Linked DNA regions of Homo sapiens: region 1 is linked to region 2. Evidence: read pairs that join two places in POLR2A ChIA-PET (ENCODE). Cell type or tissue: GM12878. All regions are shown on one strand. Links, peaks and the distances in the headings refer to the core of each region. The heading gives the core; the rest is flanking DNA.

The links. ChIA-PET counts read pairs that join two places held together with the same protein. Peaks named below come from ENCODE experiments on the same cell type or tissue, not always from the same donor. Only the 100,000 strongest peaks of a DNase experiment are listed, where the experiment ranks them.
Region 1: POLR2A ChIA-PET joins it to region 2 with 5 read pairs; 3 of 35 experiments call an interaction of 5 or more read pairs at or near these places.

Annotation. Positions count from the first base shown.
Region 1 is chr1:203,285,391-203,297,025 of GRCh38, forward strand. LINC01353 (long intergenic non-protein coding RNA 1353) reads left to right here and starts at 1,762. Exons shown (of 3, transcript NR_117097.1): 1 at 1,762-1,921; 2 at 2,599-2,916; 3 at 3,115-3,408. RefSeq lists enhancers at 1,568-2,767, 4,155-4,714, 10,969-11,470 and a silencer at 4,925-5,324. In GM12878, for the core only: no CTCF peak of the experiment used is centred there; DNase peaks (open chromatin) are centred at 2,171, 4,361 and 5,176; H3K4me3 peaks cover 3,045 bases; H3K27ac peaks cover 5,255 bases.
Region 2 is chr1:203,375,524-203,387,158 of GRCh38, forward strand. LOC102723529 (a long non-coding RNA gene) reads left to right here. Exons shown (of 7, transcript XR_922438.3): 4 at 3,124-3,262; 5 at 4,380-4,547. Among named protein-coding and RNA genes, the nearest start is that of BMNCR, 26 kb to the right of the region's middle. In GM12878, for the core only: no CTCF peak of the experiment used is centred there; DNase peaks (open chromatin) are centred at 5,358 and 5,788; H3K4me3 peaks cover 452 bases; H3K27ac peaks cover 1,551 bases.

The DNA of each region.
Region 1 (11,635 bases), core at 1,286-9,285, 90 kb before region 2:
AAGGAACTGAGCATTCTCCTCTTGCTGAACCTGGAGCTCAGAGGCCAGGAGAAACATAATATATTATATATAATGTCATATATATTATATATTGATCATGCCTATTACCCCAGCACTTTGGGAGGCTGAGGTGAGTGGATGGCTTGAGCCCAGGAGTTTGAGACTAGCATGGGCAACAAGGTGAGACCCCTTCTCTTAAAAAAAAAAAGAAAAAAGAAAAAAAAAGAAAAAGAAAGAAACAAAGGTGTCGGAATCAGGGAGAGAATTTCTTTTCATAATGGTAGAGAAATTAAACTAGGAAGCCTCTTAAGTAAAGTTCTTTCTTATAATAACAATACTGAGCCCTAAGTGTTTTGCACATAGTAACTCATTAATCAAAAACAATCCAATGTGATAGATATCATTGTAATTTCTACTTTATGGATGAGGCAACTGAAGCACAGCGAATATTAGGTAACTGTTAAAGATAAGATTTGAACCCAAGCGGTCTGGCACAGCAGCCGGAACCTCCGACCACCCATCACACAGTTCCGCCTCTATTAGAAGAAGACCACTCTGGTGAGCTTCCTGGGGGAGGAGAAACTCTTGTTACAATAATCAATAATCAATCAAATTTCCAAGGAGATTTCTCTGGACCTTTGGAGGGAGATTCAAAAGCCCTTCTCCATCCCACTTCTAGGTCTGCTTGCTAAGTCAGGAATAAAGCTACCCTGGATCTTCTGGAACTTTCTGTTCTCTGAGGCAGGAGGGCATTTCTTTGGCCAGGACCTCCCAGCTCAGAGGCTCATTGGCCCCAGAAACATGGGTGGCCCACTGGAGGTGGGCTGTGCCAGTTGGCTTTCAGACGGGAAGCTGCTGGGCACGCTTGTTCTCCACCACACCTCTGCAAGGTGAACCTGGGACTGGGAGGGACAGCCTGCTGAGGACTGAGAGCGTGGGACACTTATGACTGTCACACTCCTTCTCTGCAAATCTTCCTCTAAAAGGCTTCCCAGGGCTTGGCTCTGCTTGGTTCTCTGAGCTCCTCCTGCAGGCAGCTGCCTTTCAGTTCACTATTGTATCCCAGTGAATCCAAAATTAGCTTGATTCACAACAGAAAATGAGCACAAAACCCCTCTATAGCCAGAGAGTGATTGTCTACAAAGTCCTATGTGGTAGAAATAAGGCTTTGCCCCAAGGAGCCATCTGGCTGTGTGCCCTCTCCCACACGCACACTTCCATTTGGCACACTTATTGTTATCCTGTGCTGTGAGGGAACAGAGGTACTGGCCACGGATCCATTGCAGAGGAGCCAGCTTATACTCCCACGGTGCTAGGAAGGAGGCGGGACAGGTAAGACAAGCACACAAACCATGGAAAAAACTGGAGGAAACTTTCCACACCTCTTAAGCAACTGGTGCATTTCCCTGTGGTGTAGGTTGAGTAAGTAAGCCCGAGGAGAGAGGATGGGGTGGACTCAGATGCCCAGGGAGGCAAGTCTTGGTTTGGGGTTTTCAGGAAGGCAGGGCCACTTGTAGAGATTGCAGCTGGTGGTGAACTGGGGTCTGTGGAGGTGGCAGGCAGAAATAGCAACTCGTGTGTCCATGGTGGCACCGTTTTCAATGCGCCTTCATAACCATATCTCGTTTGATCCTGACAGTCCCTCTATAAGCAGTTTGCCACTGTCATTTTTCAGATGAAAACATCGAGGCTTAGAGGGGTTTCTGAGTAGCTGAGAAGTCAGGACTTCACACTCCCGATCTTTCCCCTGGCCTCCAGTTTGCCTGGCAAAGTCACAGGAAGTATCTCCATGGCACCGCATCAGCCCTCACAGAGCAGGAAACCTTGATTTCTACAGAGGCTGTTTCCTCCCAGCCTTGTGCAAGGCCCACTGCAGAGACAAAATTATGGTGGCCAAAGTGTGAATGCCAAGGCCACACTGGTAAGAGCCAGTGGCTGGGCAGCTGCAGTCACCCCACCGAAGGTAGACGGGTGTGGCTCAGTGGCAGGCAGAGGCTGGTCCCCACAGGGAGGAGGAGGGAGCCTGTGGGCGGCCCAGGGGCTGCCCCTCTGTCCCCAGGGGAGTGGGTGGAGGCCTGAGGGGGACTGTGCTGAGATGTTTGGTCATCAGAGGTCTGGGTGGGGGGTTGGGGAGGTAAAGCAAGAGTCTCTTATTTTTAAACCAATCAATGAGAGGACAGCTGTTCTTTGTTTCCATGAGCTCAGCAGAAGAGGAAATGGTTTGCCTGTGCGGTGGGGGAGGAGGAGAGGGTAGGGTTTTAGGTTAGTGCCCTGGCTGTGATGAAGTGGAACTTGTTACCCAAGGACTTCCCTTTTAGGCAGAATGTCTGCTTTCCTACCAGGAAGAGTGGCTTGGCCCTCTGCTGAGGCTCTCAGAGGTTCTCCCAGCCTTGGGATCGCTGAGTAAAACCAGTCAGCACCATGTCACCCTATGGAGACTGGTATTACCTTGCGCCTGTGTGTGGTGACAGCGGGCATCCTTTGGCCTGCATAGCAAAGGGCCACTCCCCTCCTTTCCTCCTGTCTCCCTTCTTCCCCAACCCCTCTCTCTTGGAGGACAGAGTCTGCTCCCCTAAATTCTACTGGGTTCTTTTTCAGGCCTCCATCCCTGGGATTTGCTGGTAGAAGAAAGGGAATCAGCGCTGACTGAGCTCCTACTATGTGCCCTTCCTGGGCCTGGCACTGGAATCACAGGATGAATGAATAAGGCATATTTCCTGCCCTGAGGAGGCGTCTATAGGGGAAGTCGGAATTAAGGCACCTCCAGAATTCTGAGGTCAAGGGAATGTCAACAGAGCTGTGAACAAAATGCCCAAAGCCATGAAAATCTACAGAGAGAGACTCGAAGGGGAGGAATGGGGTAGGAGCTGGTGCCGAGGATGAGAGGGGAGAATTCACCTGGTGGAGAACTGATAGGTGGGGGCTGTTTTCAAAGTATTTTCACAAACGTTTATTCTCTTGACTCTCACAATAAACGAAGCCAGCCAGAAAGTATTCTCCCCATTTCAGTGATAAGGAAATGGAGGCTCAGAAGGGTGGAATGGCCCAGGGCAGGGCAAAGCTGGGGTGGAAGCATCGGTCTTGTGCTTCCACACTCATTGCACTTTCTTCCAGGCCAGGCTGAGGTCGGGATGGTGGAGGAGGTGGTGGAGGTGATGAGGTACCAGAGCAACCTCGAAGAAAGCTGAGAGGCAGGAGACCGCCAAAGGCAAACTTGGAACACCTGGTGACTCCGACTAACTCTCCATGTGGTGTCCTTGAGGACTTTTATGATACTGCTACCACTGCTAATAGTAATAAAAGCCACTATTTAATGTGTTTACTATGCGCTGGGTGTGCAAATATTGTGGAAAGAGTGAACATATGTGCAGAATGCTTAATAAACGTGATCTCCTTTTATCTTCAAAAGAACAATACAGGCCAGGTGCGGTGGCTCATGCCTATAATTCCAGCACTTTGGGAGGCCGAGGCAGATGGATTGCTTGAGCTCAAGAAGTTTCAGACCAGCCTGGGCAACATGGCAAAACCCCATCTCTACAAAAAAATACCCAAAAAATTAGCCAGGTGTGATGTTGCCTGCCTGTGGTCCCAGCTACTCCAGAGGTTGAGGTGGGAGAATCGCGTGAGCCCAGAAGGTCAAGGCTGCAGTGAGCTGTGATCCTGCCACTGCACTCCAGCCTGGGGTGACAGAGTGAGACCCTGCCTAAAAAAAAAAGAATCAATACGATTAATACTTTTACTTCTATTTTTCAGACAAGGAAATTGAGGCTCAGAGAGGTTAGGAACTTGCCAGAAGACCTACCAGCAAGTGGCAGAGCTAAGGTCCCATCTGACCCCAAAGCCCACCCATAACCGCTATGCAGTACTGTCCAGGCAGAAACACAAACATTACCCCATTGTTTTTATTCTTCAACACCTTTGGTATCATCCAGTCCCAGGACACTGGCTCCTGAGGAAGGAAGGCCCCTCCCACATCCTTTAAAATTCCCAGGCATAAAACCATGTTCACCAGCCACCGTGAGGGTAAGCCTCAGAGACAGGGACCGTGCCCACAGCCAAAGCAAACTTGCCACATCCTCGGCCAATGCCCTGCCAAGGAGGGCCACTAGCTATTTTTCATGCCTCAAACTCCCACTCTATCACAGCACCCAGAGCTTGGGGATGGGGTGAGTTGTCCCCCCAGACAACTCTCTACCGTGGAGAGACTGGGCCAGGGGAAGTAGAGAGAGGAAGTAGACCTTAGATAGAGGAGCGAATGTGGGTGGCTAAGCACTGTGGGTGTGAAGGGATGGTTGGGAGGCCCTGGGGACTTTCCCCGGAGGCTGAGCTACCCAATTTACTCCCCAACCCACCACAGGCAGGCACGCACACCCATAATTTCAGGCGAGACGAGGCAGGCCTCTGAGAACAGCACTCCAACAGGCTTTATCTGAGTGCTCAGCTGGACTCAGAAATCAGAGCGCCTCCCCCAACCTGCCCCAGGACAGTGAAGGCTCCATGATGAGCCCTGAGTTCTCATCGCAGTTTCTCTTCCTTTTCTGTTTTTTTCTTGGCCTCTGCCTGGCAGGAGGCCTCTGGAAACCCTCGTTTTTCAGGCTGCTTCTCCGTCAGCCCCTAGGCCAGACCTTTTTATTTGACTGGTCTGGGGAAGACATGGGGAGGCCACTTGGCTAATGAGAAGCCAGTCGCCTTACAGCAGTGCCTCTTCTGAGACTTTCTGGGATTCTCTGGAAACACAGATGCCAGTTTTTCTTTTTATTTGCTTGTTTCAGGACAGAAGAGATTGAGTTTCAATAGGAGATGTGATTGTCTTTAAACACCTATGGGAAAATCCCTGGGCTCTGCAGTAAAAATACACACCATGGCTGTCCATGTCATATGCGTCCTTGACACCACCAGGCAAAATGCACAGGCTGTGAAACACATTTGGACGCCCAAAGAGCAGGTCCTCCAGAGCACAAACACCTGCACCCACCCCAGGACAGAAGTGCTCAGGCAGGTGTCACCAGCGCAGCCCCTGGCCCCCGACTTTCCCCACTCCACACCCCCATTCACACAGAAGGGCAAAGACAGCCCACAACCTTGGCTGGCTGCGCTCAGTCCTTGGCTCCAGCTGCCTGGGCAGGGGTTAACGAGGCAGGCGCGGCCACTCCCTCCCGCCACCTGCCACCCACCGCCTCCCTCCCGCGCCGCGTCACTTGTTTTTCTGCTGGGCTTTCCCGCCTCCCGCCGGCCGCTGACGTGGACTGGGGGCGTCACAGCCTCTACCTCAGCTGCCGGGAAGTGCTTCCCTTATATGGGCACAGACTCCGGAGGGGCCGGCAGGGCAGGGGCGCTCTTGGGGAGGGCAACAGCTGCCAGCCATCAAGGGCCAGGCTCTCCTCTCCCAAACAATGCCCAGGCCGGGGCAAAGGTGACCCGCATTTGGAAAAGGGAGGCCAGCCTCCCTGTCTCCTCTCAAGAGCCAGAGCCCAGGCGGGCAGCCTTCCCAGACGCTGTCGCTCTGCATCCTCCCTCTTTGGGTTTCTCATGAAATGTGCAGAGCTAGATTGAAATGCAGATGACCAGGTGGCCTTTCACTGATGCACTCTGATAGTCCCTGAATGCTCTGCATCCCAAAGTCTACGGCCGGAAGGCTGTGATGCTAGGCCACTGTTGGGTGGTAGAAAGGACATCCTTGCCTCTGCCTTGGGGCCTTAAATTTGTCTCATAATTCTTCAGGCCCCAGCTTCCTTCTCCATAAAATATGGAGGATACTGCCCTCGAGCCTTGTAAGGACTAGATGAGTGTTCTGCTTGGTGTAAAACAGCTTTGCAAGCTGTAAAGTGCTATTCAGACTTACAGGTGGTCACTTGGTGCCAGGGAGGAGGAACCTGTTCAGGAGCCCCCTCCAGAACCTGCCTTTCCCGGGCCACACCCATGTGCTGTGAGAATGCCCTTTGACCCTGTTGAAAAGCTTAAGCTGTGTAAATAAAGTCATCTGGAGTTTGCCTCTTGTGTGTACTGTGGCGAGCTGTTTGTCTGGGGCCTCTGTTAGTAAGCAAGTGGTGAGCATGCTGGAGATGATCCTTCCAGCAGGGAGGGGAACCGCGGGTGAGCGGTCATCGTGCAAACGCCTCGCACAGTACTGGACACTGTGCAGCACATGACTGTCTTCTGTTGCTGCTAGTAAGAACTCTTTCCTTCCAAATCCAGCTCAGCTCAAAACTCCCAGGCCCAACAAGCTATTTCCTGCTGACACCTTCACTCCAACTCCTTGGTTAATTGTGAATCGTGTTTGTGCAGTGTGGCTCTGCCCATATTTGCCTGTCTCCTGGCAGCTTTGCGTCTGTGTCCTCGATGTGGATGCTTCTCCCTCCTTGGGAACTTGCAGCGTCCTGTGGGCAGGAACCGTTTCTCCCCAGTCAGAATGAAGAACCCACACTCTCTACCTCTGAGGGTGGGGACTAAATCTCCTTCCTCTTATCACTCTAGGACAAAGACGACAAAAGGTATCCAGATCACGAGGTCAAGTGATTGATTTGTGACCCATGTGACCCATACATAAATGGCAGTGAGCCATAGGGCCAGCCAGACATGGTAAATTTCTGCAGCATTTCTCCTCCCCACTCATTGGCTTCAACGAGCCCCCACGGAACCCTCTCTCAGGGAGGACTGTGCTAGGTAGCCAAGAAGTAGACTGCACAGTGGGCAGGCAGGTATCCTCCCTTTGGAGATGGTTGTCCTCATTAAACATCAGGTATTTGAAGGTGACACCTAATTCCATGCTCCCAGTGGGTAAACTGTTCGTCAGCTGTGCCCAACTGCTCTTTAGGTGCTGGGCAAGATTGGTTCAATGTTTTATTCGAAGATCGATGAGTGATCCAATAGTTTTCCTCAAAATATTCCAGATTCCCCTGGAAGTGGGGATGGAGGGTGGAGAAGACATTCCTTCTCATCAGTGCCTCTGGCTTTGGGATCTCAAGTCAGTTCCTTTTGGGAATCATCCTGCTGACCCTGAGCGCTCTCACTGTTGTGAGCCGTGTCAGGCCTGTCTCTTGTTTCTTCATATGAATTCCTTACAAGGTCTGTATATACATCATGGGCTTTAGTGAAGGTTGGGGTCTCCTGAGGGGGTTAATTTTGCAAAAATGTAAAGAGCTTAAAAAGGGAGTGTTGGGCATTTCTGTTCTTAAACTTCCCTCGGCTTCCTCTCTCACATTGGCTCTAGGCCCTCCCAACACCATTTTAAGGTTACTCAAGCCCCCTTTTTTTGCTGCTCTCTCTCAGGAACAAAAATATAGATTCCTCTTGTTTTCTTCTGTGGAGTAATTCAGCTCTAACCTCCAGCCACACCTCTGAACCTGTCTAAGAATTCAACGAGATAGGTCCAAAGCTTCTGAGTGTGTAAGTTCGTAGGCAAAGAGCCACTTTTTTTTTCTTTTTTTTTTTGAGACGGAGTTTCGCTCTTGTTGCCCAGGCTGGAATGCAATGGCACAATCTCGGCTCACTGGAATCTCTGCCTCCCAGGTTCAAGCGATTCTTCTGCCTCAGCCTCCCGAGTAGCTAGGATTACAGGCAAGCGCCACTACGCCCTGCTAATTTTGTATTTTTAGTAGAGACAGGGTTTCTCCATGTTGGTCAGGCTGGTCTTGAACTCCCGACCTCAGGTGATCTGCCCGCCTCAGCCTCCCAAAGTGCTGGGATTACAGGTGTGAGCCACTGCGCCTGGCCGAGCCGCTTTTTTTAAGCCTGGCAGGTCAGGCTGGAAGATCGTGGTGGTGGTCTTCCTGGACTTATGCAATGTTTTTACATAAGGATATTGACTTACAATAGATTCTGCTGAATTCAAAAAATAGGGGACACAGAGTTGTTCTCTTTCTAGGAGCTTACCCATTCCCACTAAGATAATCATTCTGTTACATGTTTGGGAGCTCAATCGTCTCAAAGCCCTCTTAGACATACCTCATAACCTTCCTGTCTCCATTCACCTCATGAGTTTTTGCCATGGGTTCCACCTTGCTTCTACACAACTCTAATGCTTCAGGGAGGCAGCTGAAACCACCTGGGGCCACCTGACTATTTGACCGAGCGAGGCTCAACCCCTGACCTCAGAGAGTTCCTGAGCCAAGAGGGAAGGAAGGAAACCCTGAAATAAGGATAGAAAGAAATGTAGAGATGATATTGATTGTTACTATCCCAGCCATTATCCTGATTACTTCTGTTGTCGTTATGGGCTCTTATGAAAGGTAAACCCAATTGAGGAAGATACTAAATGCCAACTGAGAACAACTTCAGACTCTTTGGCTCCAGTATTCCAACATAGGGATTCATATCATAAATTTCTTCTTGAGGAATGTGTGGATGTAGCGGGCTGGTGGGGGTGGGTTTTAACAGGCTAACTTGAATGCTTTTTTATATTTCACAATGAAAACTATATAATGCAGGTATTTCCCTTTTTACCTTGGCTTCCTGGAAGTTCAAAGATAAATTTAGGTGTCAAAGAAGTATCTGATTCAAACAAGTTTGTAAATATCTATCTTTCTCTTTCTTCCTCCTACTACCAATTCGTTTCTGATCTTTAATATAATATAAACACACACATAAAATCATCCTCTATGTGGTTTAATATTTTAAGCTGTCTCAAATTCTTCTTGGAAGTAAGCAAAGTATAAATTATAAGTAATAATAGTTAACATGTACTGACCACTATTATGTGCCAGACACTATTCTAAGTATTGTAAACTCATTTGATTCTCCCAACAACTCTAAGAGGTAAGAATTACTATTAATCTCATTTTATAGATAAAGAAATTAAGGCACAGAAAGCTTCAATAACTTGCCTAAGGTAGCACAGCTAGGATTTGAACCTAAGCAGTGTGGCTTTAAGGGATGTGCTCTGCCCATCGCACTAGAACAAATCCGTCAGTTCAAAAACTTAATTAGCCCATCCAGGGACACCAATGTAAAAAAGCATAATTATATGCCATCGGAGCCAGTCATCATCAAAACAAGACTGATATAAGGCCAGGTGCCTATAATCCCAACACTTTGGGACGCCGAGGTGGGCAGATCCCTTGAGGTCAGGAGTTTGAGACGAGCCTGGCCAACATGGAGAAACCCCGTCTCTACTAAAAATAACAAAAATTAGCCAGGTGTGGTGGCGCACAGCTGTAATCCCAGCTACCCAGGAAGCTGAGGCAGGAGAATAGCTTGAACACGGGAGATGGAGGTTGCTGTGAGCCGAGACCATGCCACTATACTCCAGCCTAAGCAACAGAGTGAGATCCTGTCTCAAAAAAAAAGACTAATATATCATAACAAGCAGCTCAGGCCACCCATTCTTAATCTAAATAAAGATTCCTTTCCACTCCTCCCCAACCTTATTCTTAGTGGAAGGGATGGAGGAAGTAGGATTTAGAATCCTTTCCCACCCTTCCCTAGCCCACTCTCACCCCACTACCCCAGCCCCCTTTTTAGAGACTTTCCTGACATGTCCATTGCCCTATATGTTCCTTACTTTTTTCTTCAATAATGTGGGAAAAATAATGTTTTCACTCCTTCTGTATCACTTGCACGGAGATAATTAGTCAGCTTTTTGATGGACAAAGAGCTGAACAGAGAGAATTTCAGGCAGAGCAAATAATATGAGTAAAGGTACAATAAGCTGGGCACTCAGCTACTCAGGAGGCTGAGGGAGGATGATCACTCGAGGTGAGGAGTTTGATGCTGTAGGGAGCTATGTTCATGCCTGTGAGTAAGCACAGCACTCCAGAGCCTGGGCAACATGGCAAGACCTCACTGTTGAAACTACAAAGGCACAATGGTATGAAAGTGCAAAGTATGTATTTGAGAAACACTGAGAATGGGTTAATTGAGCTTTGAGGTTGGGCCAGATTGTAAAGGCCTTGAAGGCCAAACCAAGAATTAAACTTTCAACTGTAGGGAGCCTTCAGAGCTTTTAAACATGAAAGAGACAAGACAGACCTGTAGTTTAGGAGCTCTGACAGCAGAGTATGGACTGAGGAAAGGGCAGGAAGGGAAGCACTTCAGGCAAAGAGACCACTTAGGGAACTGTTGAAACTATCCAAGAACGATCTAACAGTTGGTGGCTTCAGTGATGCTGAGTAGAAGGTATTTCAAGAGGATAACTGACAGGACTGGGCCAGTAATTGGATATGGGATCCGCTCAGGAAGTAGGGCTCCAGGATATCTTGTCACCTCATCAGGAAAATCCTCTCTTGCTGGCAGGTGATCACGTATTCCACTAGGACCCAAGGAGTCATCAATGTGAACCATAGATGACAGATTAAGAGGCAGGGTGGGTCTCCTAGCCCAATACTCTTTTGTTACATATAAGCAAACTAAGGCTCAGGGAACTCCAACCATCTCTCCCTTTCTCCTAGCTCCTTCCTCCAAACCACACGGATCCCTGGACCTGAACCCATGGTGCAGTAGAGAAGTACCTCAGGCCCAGAGCCAGGAGGCCACAGGTGAGAAGCTGCAGTACCTCTTCTTTAGACTTTTTCTTGTGTCCTCCTTTCTGAATCTGTCTTCCTCTTCCCTTCAGCCCCCATCCCCCAGGTGGTCTCTGGCTGTCACAGCTGTGATGCCAGCTTCCTGCTTGCCCCAGACACTCAGCCCCAGGAGGCCCAGCCCCATTACGGCTCTGCCAAAACAACATCTGGGGAAGCTCCAATAGGTTCAGGGCCTCTTCTCTTGTTTTTTGTCTGGAGATAAAGGGGGTTTATCCTGGGCCCCTGGGAGTGAGGATGAGGAGGGTTTACAACATGTCTGTCTTCTAAATTTGGGAAAGAGGCAATAAATTCAGCTTCAGATCTGCTTCTGTCCCAAGTCCATGTGTTCCCCTGTGAGTTTCTGGCACTTTCAGTCACACCTTCTCGTACCATAGGAGAAGGCCTAGAGGGAGAAGGTGTGGGAGGTCACATTCTTGGGGGGCCTCCAGGATAACAGACTTTTAGCAGATCGTTCCCATCCTTTTGCTCCTGATACACCGAGGGAGTCGCAGAAACAAAAACACATCACTAGGGACCTTTCCAGCCATATTGGTCTGGCCATCTGTCCACGTCTCTTCCCCTTCCCCAGCTCCCACCTCATCCCGTCTTCACTGTCTCTCCTGTACCCTCCGCCATCCTTCTTGCCTTCACCCTTCCCTGACCACACAGCCAGGGTGGCAAAGGAGGGTGAGAAGCCCAGATCATTCATCTTCCCACAGACACTACTGGGTTAGTAGAGCACAGCAGCTGAGAAGCAACCCTCAGGGGAATACATGCCTTTGGGGGGAGCAGATTCCTTCCCCAGATGGGGCCTGGCATAGAGTCAGCTTTAGTTACAAGCTTGATGAATTCCTAACACTTTCCAGCCCCTCCCTCCCAGCAGCAGGAGAGTGGGCCTGTGTGGGCCAACGCGATGCAGAGTAACATGGAGAGGATGAAGAGGTGAGTTAGGGGAGCACACAGCCTGCATCCAGGACCCTGGAGGCCCTGTCCCTCCGAGACACGAAGACCACTCTGCAGTCGTCAAGGCAGTGGCTGGCCCCTGACAGCAGAAATGGAAGTTCCCTGGAGGTTGTCTTTCTCTGCCCTGTGCAGCACTCTGGGTCTCATGTCTCAGTTGCCAGGCCTCTCTCCTAGAA
Region 2 (11,635 bases), core at 1,466-9,465:
GCCCAGATTCATCAGAGGAATCATTATCTATGGCAGCTATAGCCTTACAAAATGTATTTCTTACATCATAAGACTTGAAAGTTGAAATTATTCCTTAATCCATGGGCTTCAGAATGGATGTTGTGTTAGCAGGCATGAAAACATTCATCTCCTTGTGCGTCTCCATCAGAACTCTTGGGTGGCCAGGATTATTGTCAACGAGCAGTAATATTTTGAAAGGAATCTTTTTTTCTGAACAGTATGGCTCGATAGTGGACTTAAAATAGTTCATAAACCATATTGGAAACAGATGCGCTGTCATCCAGGCTTTGTTGCCCTATTTATAGAGCATAGGCAGAGTATATAGGGTCTCACTCTGCTGCCCAGGCTGGAGTGCAGTGGCAAAATCATAGTTCCCTACGGCCTTGAACCCTTGGTCCCAAGAAATCTTCCTGCTTTAGCCTCCAAAATAGCTGCAGCTACAGGTACACACCATCACACCTGGCTAATTTTTTTTTTTTTTAATTTTGTAGAGATGGGGTCTGGCTCTGTTGCCCAGGCTGGTCTTGAACACCTGGGCTCAAGTGATTCTCCCATCTCAGCTTCTCAAAGAGCTGGGATTACAGGCATGAGCCACTGCTCCTAGCCGCATAATTCCTTAGAGTTTTCAAAATGGTAAATGAGCATTGGCTACAACTTAAAGCCACCAGCTGCATTAGCCCCTAACATGAGAGTCAGCCTATCCTCTGAAACTTTGAAGCCAGGCATTGACTTCTCCTCTCTAGCTATGAAAGTCTTAGATGGCATTTTCTTCTTTAAAGAAGCCTGTTTTATCTACATTGAAAAGCTGTTGTTTAGTGTAGTCACCTTCATAAGTTACCTTAGCTAGATCTTCTAGATAACTTGCTGTAGTGTCTACATCAGCATTTGTTGCTGCACCTTGTACTTTTATGTTATGGAGATGACTTCTTTCCTTAAACCTAATGAACCAACATCTGCTAGCTTCTGCAGCTTCCTGACCTCTCTCAGCCTCTTCTATGGGATTGAAGAGAGTTAGGGCCTTGCTCTGAATTACGATTTGGCTCAAGGGAGTATTGTGGCTGGTTTGATCTATCCAGACCACTAAAACTTTCTATCAGGAGTAAGGCTGTTTTCTTTCTTATCATTCATGTGTTCACTGGAATAGCACTTTTAATTTTCTTCAAGAGCTTTTCCTTTGCATTCAAAACTTGGCTGTTTGGCACAAGAGGCCTAGCATTCAGCCTATCTCAGCTTTGGACATACCTTCCTCACTAAGCTTAACAGTTTCTAGCTTTTCATGTAAAGTGAGAGACATGACTCTTTCACTTGAACACTTAGAGGCTATCCTAAGTTTATTAATTGGCTTAATTTCAATGTTGTGTGTCTTAGGGAATAGGGAGGCCCAAGGAGAAGAAGAGAGATGGGGGAAAGCTGGTGGGAGCAGTCAGAACACACACATTTATCCATTGAGTTTGCCATCTTACGTGGGTGCGGTTCATGATACTACAAAACAATTACAGTAGTAGCATCAGAGATCACTGATCACAGGTCACCATAACAGGCATAATAATAATAAAAATGTTCGAAATAATATGAGAATTACCAAGATGTGACACAGAGACAGGAAGTGGCCACATGCTGTTGGAAAGATGGCACCAATAGATTTGTTTGACACAGGGTCGTCACCGACCTTCAAGTTTTTTAAAAAGTCATGTCTGCAAAGTGCAATAAAGGAAAGTACAATAAAATGAAGTATGACTGACTATAAAACTTCAGATCTAAAACTATCTGAGAACTGGTAGCAACAGTATAATGTAGAGGAAAAAGCATGAGTTCTGGAATCCTGGAGTTATGAATATATCTTTATTTCACCCTCCTTTAGGAAGAACAGATTTTTCTAGGTACACAATTTCAGGTTGAGAGGTTTGTTTTTTCTTTCTCTCAATATGGTTCCACTTCCTTCGAGCTTCCGTTATTACTCTTGGGGATTATACAATAAATCTATGCCATTATTTTGCAGGTGATTTCTCTTTTCTGTCTTACTGGTTATAAGATCTCTTTGACTCTATTATTTTTCAGTTTTTCTGAAATGTGTCTAGTAACGAATTTAGTTTTGCTTATTCTGCTTGGTATATGTTGTATCCTCTATCTATGGACTCATGTTTCTCCTCTGAGAAATTCTCTTCAAATATTCACTGTCTTCTCTCCTTCTGGAATTCTGATTAGATGTTTATTCAATTTCTCATTCTATCTTCCATTATTGCTTCATGCCTTTACGTATTCTGTTAGTCTTAATAATTTCTTCAGATTTCTCTTCGGGTTTACTAATTTTCTCTTCAGCTATATTTAATCTTCTACTTAAACTCTTTATTATGTTTTAAAATTCAAAAATTATTTCATCATTTACTAGCTTTGTGGCCTTGGACAAGTGTCTCCACCTCTGTGTGCTATTTTTCTCACCTGTGGAATAGGATAATAATTATCCTTACATGATTGTGATGGAAATTAAGTATGTTGATACACAAAGCCAGTGATCCATGCTATTATAATAAATGCCCAATAAACATAAGATTCTTACAAATTCCAGAGGTTGGCCGGGCACAGTGGCTCACACCTGTAATCCCAGCACTTTGGGAGGCCGAAGCAGGTAGATCACTTGAGGTCAGGAGTTCAAGACCACCCTGGCCAACATGACAAAACCCCATCTCTACTAAAAATACAAAAATTAGCTGGGCATGATGGTGCACGCCTGTAGTCCCAGCTACTTGGGAGGCTGGGGTGGGAGAATCGCTTGAACCCAGGAGGTAGAGATTGCAGTGAGCCGAGACTGCACTACTGCACTCCAGCCTGGGTGACAGAGTGAGACTCTGTCTCAAAAAACAAACAAACAAAAACTTCCAGAGGTCATTCTGATGATTGTATGAACCTCCGTGATTCTGATTCTAACTCATCTCAGAGAACTAGGAGTCTTCTCTCAGAATCACCTGGAACAGACTTCACAAACACTTCAGAAAGCCTTTATCATATCTCACAACTCATAAAGAAGTAGACGTTTTCTGTTGGTTCTAACCCCATTATGCTACAACAGGATCTCATGTCTTTGTGTCTTCTTATCCTCAAAAGGAAGATGACCACGGCCCCTCTGTTCCCTCGCCTGTGTGCCAAATGGATCCACAGCTAGAGACAAGCTCCTTCCCTTTGAACGGTGGGAAGCAGGCCAAGATGTTTTAAAGACAGATGGCATCAGATGCAGAGAAGCAAGGTTAGGCTTGATTCATCTAAACCTGTCCCCTTCAGAGCCCCCTCCCACACCCTTCCCCTGACAACTGAGTGATAAAATTCTGTCCCTGGATGAAGTCAACAATCCTTATCATGACAGAAAACTGCAAATATTTGGTGTTTTTCCATTGCACACAGGGCTTAAGGGAACATAGGGAATCTCAAAACAGAAATGTGTTTGGGGGTGTGTGTATGTGTGTGTGTGTTCAATCCTTTCTTCAAAATATTTCAGCTCCTCTATTTTTAGAAGATGATGACATTCTCCCAGCATTTCAACCAGGTTTTCAGAAGTCACGAGGCTCAGTCCTGCACGCACACAATCACATCTGCCTATACAAAGACACAGAGAAACATACATAGCTACTCACACATAATTCCATACACGTTTAAATGCCCAGGCATCTAGAAAATGACCCTCACATATGCCCGTCTACACACATACATGTATACCTGCATCTGGGTTCACAACAGACCACACCCTAACACATACATACACATACACACCACACTCTAACACATAATGTGAATAAATAGAAACTAGTAAATAGAGCTATTTCTGCAGTGCCCCTGGCATATACTCACATGAAGTGCATGTGCAAAGTACATCTGTGTGTGGTTAATTCACCATCAGATTTTAGGGTAGTAAAGGCAATCACCTATTTTCAGGGCATGTCAGAAATCTAGCTGAATTCCTAAACCTGCTAGATTCCCCATCTCCTTCTTCTGTCCTTGGCCCTCAAGTGAAATGACCTAACTTCAAATGGACTCAGGGGCTGGGGGGTTATTCCAGCTCAGAACAGGAGATCCTTGAACATGGACCCTTGAAAGGGCCCATGGAGGCTAGGCAATGTCTACTATGAAAAGAGAAATAAATAGCTCCACCATTGGAAACAAGTGTCCAGAAAGCTGCAAGTTTATCCTGTACTATAGCCAATGAACAACCAGGTGGTGATCACATCCCCGGGGAAGCGGGGAGGGCGATGCAGGCACACATGGGGTCCTGTTGTAGGAGAGAGACCAGAGGGCAGGAAGGGAGGAAAATCTGAATCCATAAGCTTTCTCTTTATGCAAACCAGACTCATAAGTTTTATTTATTTCAGCTGGAACTCGGAGCACAGCTGCCTTATTTACTTACCTACTGGCTGCATTTCTGAGAACCAGTTTTATTCCTGTTCAAAGGAAGCCAGGCAGAGTTGGGAAAATATTTTCCTAGCCAGCTCCTTAGCACCACTGTCTGAGGGAAACCATCTGGCCAAGATGCCCTTCAAGTGAGTAAATGCAGTATTGCCCTCTCCCTGCACAGGGGAGGGGGCATGCACCAGACAGGGAAAATGGCAGGCTCCTGGGGTGGGCTGAAGCTGTGGTTCTTCCCACTGACCCTCCTGGGCCCCTGGAGTCCAGTGATGTGCTGGTAAAGGTTTAACAATCAGCTGTCTGGGAGGTAGGGGTGGGGCATTGCCTTGCAGTGTTTGCTGATTTCCATGGCCTGTTTGGAACTACCAAAGTGAAGTCACTGAGTGTGGGGTTAGGAGGAGATGCCCAGGAGTACCCCATTTCAGAGTATTTCTACCACGTAGATGCAGTAGGGGGTATGTAACCTCAAGAGTGAAGATACTAATCAATACAGTAAAATAATTAGCAAGTGATGAGTTTTGAGTACTTATTACTTTTATTTTTAATGTGATATAATTTTAAGTTTATATAATTTATTTTCAAATGACATATGCCTTTAACAACTGGCTCTCAGAGTTCTGGAAAATTTCACTGTCAGTTCTTGCAAGGCAGGATGGGCTGGCTCCGGAGCACTGCTGCTGGAGTCCCTCTTTTACTTAGAGTCAGAGAATAAATATGCCAGTGTTAAGATCACTCCCTTTAGAAGCTCAGGGCGTATCATGGGAGATTTAGTGAGGGCTCTACTTCCTTAAGGAGATTTTGTCTTCAGAAGGCAGAATAGACACCTGCTTGGGAAAGAACAGAGGTTGAAAAACACCATGTATGGGTTTTTTTTTTTTTTTTTTTCGGTTCTACCCACCATGTGTACTTGACCAAGACAGCACAGCACACAAGTTGCAGGTTCTGCCTTGCCTGGGCAGCTCCTGACTGTATATGCTTCAGCTTATAGAGTCAAAACAACTTGGCAACATCTAGCTTTATTCCTCCGGGACCCTTGTGCTCTAAGGATAGTTCTCTGGCTGCAGTACCCTGGCATTTTCCAGGTCTCAAGCTCTAGCCTCTTTACCAGTTTAGCAGGATGGTGCTAGTGGGTCTGTGGCCATAAGATTTTCCATTATTTCCTACAGCTTGTCTAGAGGAGTTGGGATATTTCTTGTCTCCCAGAACTCTCTCATGGGAAAAATTCTTACATGAGAGACAGAACACTTTACCCAACTGGAGTCAGGGAAAGTTACACATCTGTCCTGACCTCTGAGCTTCTGAAAAATCACTGAGCTTTATCAAAAGCACACAGGTCCAGAAGTGGAAATTTATAAGACAAAAGAAAATAGGAAATGAAAGTTGGAGGGGAAACCCTCTTAGTGTTGTTGCAATGCCAAGAACTGGGGGAGGGTTTACGGCTCTAGTAGTTTGCTGAAGGATGAACAGGACATGCCAGGGACCAGAGGGTCAGAACAACAGATAATCAGAAATGAAGAGGTCAATGGGTGGGAAAGTAGGAGTGAATGGTGTTGATAGATTTGTTTCTACCATTTTAGGGTTGTTCTGTAATGGCTGCCTATAGTCACAATCACGCCCACAATTCTTCCTACTCATTAAGACCTCTGCTACCCTAGCCCTGAAATTTTCCTTCATCCCCTCCTGTCTTCACTTCCTTCCTAACCCAGTATAGATTCTATGGCCCTTCATAACCACCCCTTTGGGCATGTCCTGGTCTTCCTCCAACATACCTTCCCAGCAAAACCCTAACCTTATGTAGATCCAGCTCTCTGCTCATTCTATACCATTCCAAGAAAGCAAACGTGGCCAGAGGAAAACCGCAACCGTGTGGACTGATTCTACCCTGAATACAAGATGATGCATCTCTAACGAGGCTCAGAACTGCCTGGAAGTCCAGCTACACTTCCCTAGTCAATCCACGCCCTCAATCCCCAGCTACAGTGGACCAACAGCCCTTACTCCTATTGAGGCAGCTCCCCCACCCCCATCCCCACTTAAACATTGGATCGATCCCATCTCCTGTCTACTTGGGACCTTTGGTCCTGCTGATATCCCCTCTCCCTCTTGAAACATCACTTATTTCCTTTCTACTGAATCAAAACTCCAAATTTCTTATGACATTTAAACTTCTCCTCTCTCTCAGCCTTTGTCTGCATCAGGCCAGGAGCTGCAGTGGGGAATAATGGATGGTGATGAACTTCATCTGTTTCCCTGCTGTGTACATCTCCTCCTCCTCCCCTTCTCACTAGGCTGCCTCTTGTCCTCTGGGGCTGCTGCTCTGGGAGAGGGAGGAGATGCAAAGAGCAGGAAAGGTCTTGCTCGGCTGGTACTGTTGTAGGATAGCACAGAATTTTCTGGCCTTGGCAGGTGTTTAAAGCTGACTTTCTTCTCTTGGGTCTTACATAGGTTTCTTACACAGGGGTTGGGCTTCTCTGCTGGCAGCTTCCTTGATACTGACCCTGCCTTTCCTCCAGCTCTCCATTCATCACCCCTCCCTTAGCGCCTATGCATCCTTTAGTCCACACCATACAGACTCTTGTGGGGACCCCATTGTTCCTCCAGGCAGGCTATATGAACAGCATCCCCAGGCCACCATCCCTTGCTGGGCTCTCATCAGCATTTTGGTCCTACTGTCATGGGATTACGGCTACTTCCCAACACAACAGTCTTTACTTGGCTATGCCCAGGCAGATAACCAGCCACAGGTTCTTGCCTTCATTACCTTTGCAGGCGTGGGTCCAGCTCCAGTCGCTTATTTCTATTATGGTCGCCAAGTGGTTCCTGAAAGCCCCAATCACTTGTTTTCATGTGAAGGGCAGGCTTCTTCCTCAGAACATTTCTCCATCTTTCTCCAAGGAAATCAAGTTCTGTCTCTCTCCACTTACTCCCCACTTTCCATCTCAATCTTTAACACCTGTAAGTGCTTGATGTGCTCAGGGTTGTAAAGTGGGTTCTTCAATATCTCAGTTGTGTGTCCCTTGTAGATGGTTTAGCCCTCACTCTGGAATGTGGGCTCATTTTGCACCTATCAGTTTGCGCCAAGCCTTTGGGCTCTCCTTCAAAACTGAGGAAGAAAGAGTTGTGTATTAGCATCTTGTTTCACACATCCCTATCCACCCATGGCTATCTCCACAACCCCCAAATTTGGTTGGCTTCTTCACCAAATACTTCTCTCTAGGAATGCTCCTCCAGCACCCCTGACTCATTGAGCCCAGGCTGGAGTGTAGTGGCGTGATCTTGGCTCACTGCAGCCTCTGCCTCCCGGGTTCAAGCCATTGTCCTGCCTCAGCTTCCTGAGTAGCTGGAATTACAGGTGTGCACCACCACGCCTGGCTAATTTTTGTATTTTTAGTAGAGATGGGGTTTCACCATGTTGGCCTGGCTGGTCTTGAACTCCTGACCTCACACAATCCACCCGCCTCGGCCTCCTAAGTGCTGGAATTACAGGTGTGAGCCACTGTCCCCAGCCCTCTTCCTGACTTTAAAGTTTTCGTTGTAATTTTCTTTTCTTCTCTTCCTCTGTTTTTTTTTTAAATTAATATTTTATTTTATGATTTGTTTATGTAATAGCCAGCATGAAGGGTGGGTGCAGGGATGATGGCAGGAGGAAGAGGCCACACTGCACAGCGGAATGACAGACCTCTCCCTGCTGTCCTCCTGAGCCGCCCTGCAGTCCCACTCAGAGCTTTCTGCAGTAGGCAATCGTCTTGCTTGGGGGAAGCCAGCATCTTTTGAGCATGCTCTCTGCCATCTTTGGTGTAAGGGTTTTACTCTTCATATATGTCATCTTGGTGTTATAAAATCCAGAATGCTTTTCCTCTGAGTATCACGTCCATGTTCTGGAAGATAGAGGACGGGATGGAGTCTGTGTCAGAAAAGCACAAGCTTCCCCCATAAATTCCCAGCACTCTTCTGCTTGTGTTTCATTCACCAGAGCTGTGTGTGCATCCCTAGCTCTAAGGGAGTCTAGGAAAGTGAGAATAATAGAAAACTCCCTAACTTTGTCAAAGCCTTCCATTTTGTTTGTTTTGAGATAATCTCAAATGTATAGTGAAGTTGCAAGTATAGTACAAAAACCTTTATTCCCCCTGAACTGCTGAGAGTAAGTCACCAGCCAATGCCCCAGCACTCCTGAAAAATTTAATGTGTATGTCCTACAAACAATGGATTTGTTTGTAGGACATGCTGCATGTTGCATAGCTGCATAGCTGCAATACAACCATGGGAATCAGGAAATTAACACTGGTATAGTATTGCCTGTTAATCCCTGGAGCCCATTCCTGTTTTGCCATTTGTCCCAAGGATCTCCTTTATAGCAAAAGTATCCAGTTTGGAATTCTGTGTAGCATTTGGTTGCCATGTCTCTTTGGTCTCTTATGTCTGGAACAGTTCCTCAGTCTTTCCTTGACATGACCTTGACAATTTTAGATTAGAGGCCAGTTATTTTATATAATAGATCTCTATTGGTGTGGGTTTGTTTGTTTTCGTGTGATTAGATTCAGGTTTTGCCTCTTTGGAAAGAAGATCACAGGAGTGATCTGGGTTCCCACTGCATCCTAGCAGGTGGAGCTCAATTCCAGTTTGTCCTATTACTGAAGATGTTTGCTTTGATTACTTAAACTGGTGTCTGCTGGGCTTCTCACTGTGACATTTTCCTTTTCCCTTTGTAACTAAAAAGAATCTTGCAGGGCAGTACTTCAAAACTATTCAGATATCCCACTTCTCATCAACCATGGAATTTACTCATTTATTTATTTAGGTTAGTTGAGACCAAGGGTCAGCTGTTTTGTGTAAAGGATCAGATAATAAATATTTTAGGTTTTGTGGTCCAGGGGGCAAAATCAAGGATAGTATATAGGTACTTTTATAATGAGAAATTAAAAATTTTTGCAAAATTGTCACTGATGAAATTAAAACTGTAATAATTATTGAGTAAATTTTTTTAATGCAGGTCTACTAATAAGAGAGGAATTCTTTTGTGAGGGTAAGATTTGACTTAATTTGGGTTCAAAGTGAGTGTTCCCTATTATCAAATTGATTGTAAATGTTCCCCTATAAAAACCATTCTTGGCCAGGTGCAGTGGCTCACGCCTGTGATCCCAGCACTTTGGGAGGCCGAGATGGGGCGGATTGCTTGAGCTCACGAGTTCAAGACAAGCCTGGCCAACATGGTGAAACCCTGTCTCTACTAAAAATACAAAAATTAGCTGGGCGTGGTGGTGCGTGCCTGTAGTGCCAGCTACTCGGGAGGCTGAGGCAGGAGAATCACTTGAACCCAGGAGGTGGAGGTTGCAGTGAGCCGAGATTGCACCACTGCACTCCAGCCTGGCGACAGAGCAAGACACTATCTCAAAAAAAAAAAAAAAAAAAGGGAATTAGCCAGGAGTGTTGGTGCACACCTGTAATCCCAGCTACTCGGGAGGCTGAGGCAGGAGAATTGCTTGAACCTGGGAGGCAGAGGTTGCAGTGAGCCGAGATCGTGCCATTGCACTCCAACCTGGGCAACAAGAGTGAAACTCCATTTCAAAAAAAAAAAAAAAAAAGAAAAAAGAAAAGAAAAGACAAAATGCTTTCTTCTTCAATCTATTCCCCCTGTAAGTAACCAATTTCCCATCCCTGTTGCTGCCCCTGTGCCATGTTGATGGCCCCCTCATCTGGCTTGGGCTCTGATATCCTCCAGTGGGCCACCCTTGTATGTGGACATCTTGTCTCCCCGTGCAGGCTCTGTAAAAGGTGCAAGCCACCCTTTTCCATCCATGTAGATGCCTCAGCATCTCACAGCCCATGACAATCTACTCTCCCCTGTGTGAATGGCCCTGCCCTGCTCAGGCTCTGACTCCCCATCACAAGCCATCCCTCTCTGTGGATGCCAACTTTCCTCTGCCTTACCTAATGGCTTCGGGAAGGGGAAGGTTACTTTTTTTTTTTTTTTTTTTTTTTTTGAGGCAGAGTCTAGCTCTGTCACCCAGGCTGGAGTGCAGTGGTGTGATCTCGGCTCACTGCAACCTCCGCCTCCTGAGTTCAAGAGATTCTCATGCCTCAGCCTCCCGAGTAGCTGGGACTACAGGTACCCATCACCAAACCCAGATAATTTTTTTTTTTTTGTATTTTTAGTAGAGACGGGGTTTCACCGTGTTAGCGAGGATGGTCTCGCTCTCCTGACCTTGTGATCCACCCGCCTCGGCCCCCCAAAGTGCTGGAATTACAGGCGTGAGCCACCGCGCCCGGCCAGGGAAAGGCTACTTTTAAAAATCTTTATAATTTAGCTGGGCGTGGTGGCTCATGCCTGTAATCCCAGCACTCTGGGAGGCCGAGGCGGGCAGATCACAAGGTCAGGAGTTCGAGACCAGCCTGGCCAGCATGGTGAAACCCCGTCTCTACTGAAAATACAAAAAATTAGCCGGGCATGGTGGCGCCTGCCTGTAGTCCCAGCTACTCCGGAGGCTGAGGCAGGAGAATTGCTTGAACCCAGCAGGCGGAGGTTGCAGTGAGCCAAGATCGCGTCAATGCCCTCTAGCCTGGGTGACAGAGTGAGACTCCGTCTCAAAAAAAAAAATTATATTTTGAAATACTCAGATTTTTTTTTAAGGAATAATAATTGCTAATGCTCTTGGTGCTTACTAGGTACTAGGCATTGTAGACACTTTAAACTGAGCTTGTGTAATCTTCACAGCCTCTGTAGGAAGTTGTATAATTATAATCTCTATTCATAGGTGTGGAAATTGAGGCAGAGAGAAGTTTAGTGACTTGTCCAAGGTCACACAGTTCATGAGTGATGGAACCAGGACTTGGATTCTTTTTGAGCTTTGTCCATATTTCAATGTATAGCTTTAGTTTATTCTTTTATATTGCTGTACAGTATAATATTGTATGAATATACCTCAATGTAATTATATTCTTATTAGTGAACTTTTAGTTTTACAATTTTTCACTATTAAAAGAATTTGAAATAAACTTTTTTTGTCTCTTTATGCAACTGTATGATTTTCTTTAAAATATGTATCTAACAGAAGAATAAGTTATGTGCATCTTCAACTTTATTAGATAGAGCCAAATTTCTCTTCCAAAATGATTTTACCAGTTTACATTCCAACCAGGAGTGAATGAGTTCATATTTTTTCACTTTCTTCCCAGTGTCCAGTACTGTCAGACTTTAAAAAATTTTTCAGTATGATGGGTATAC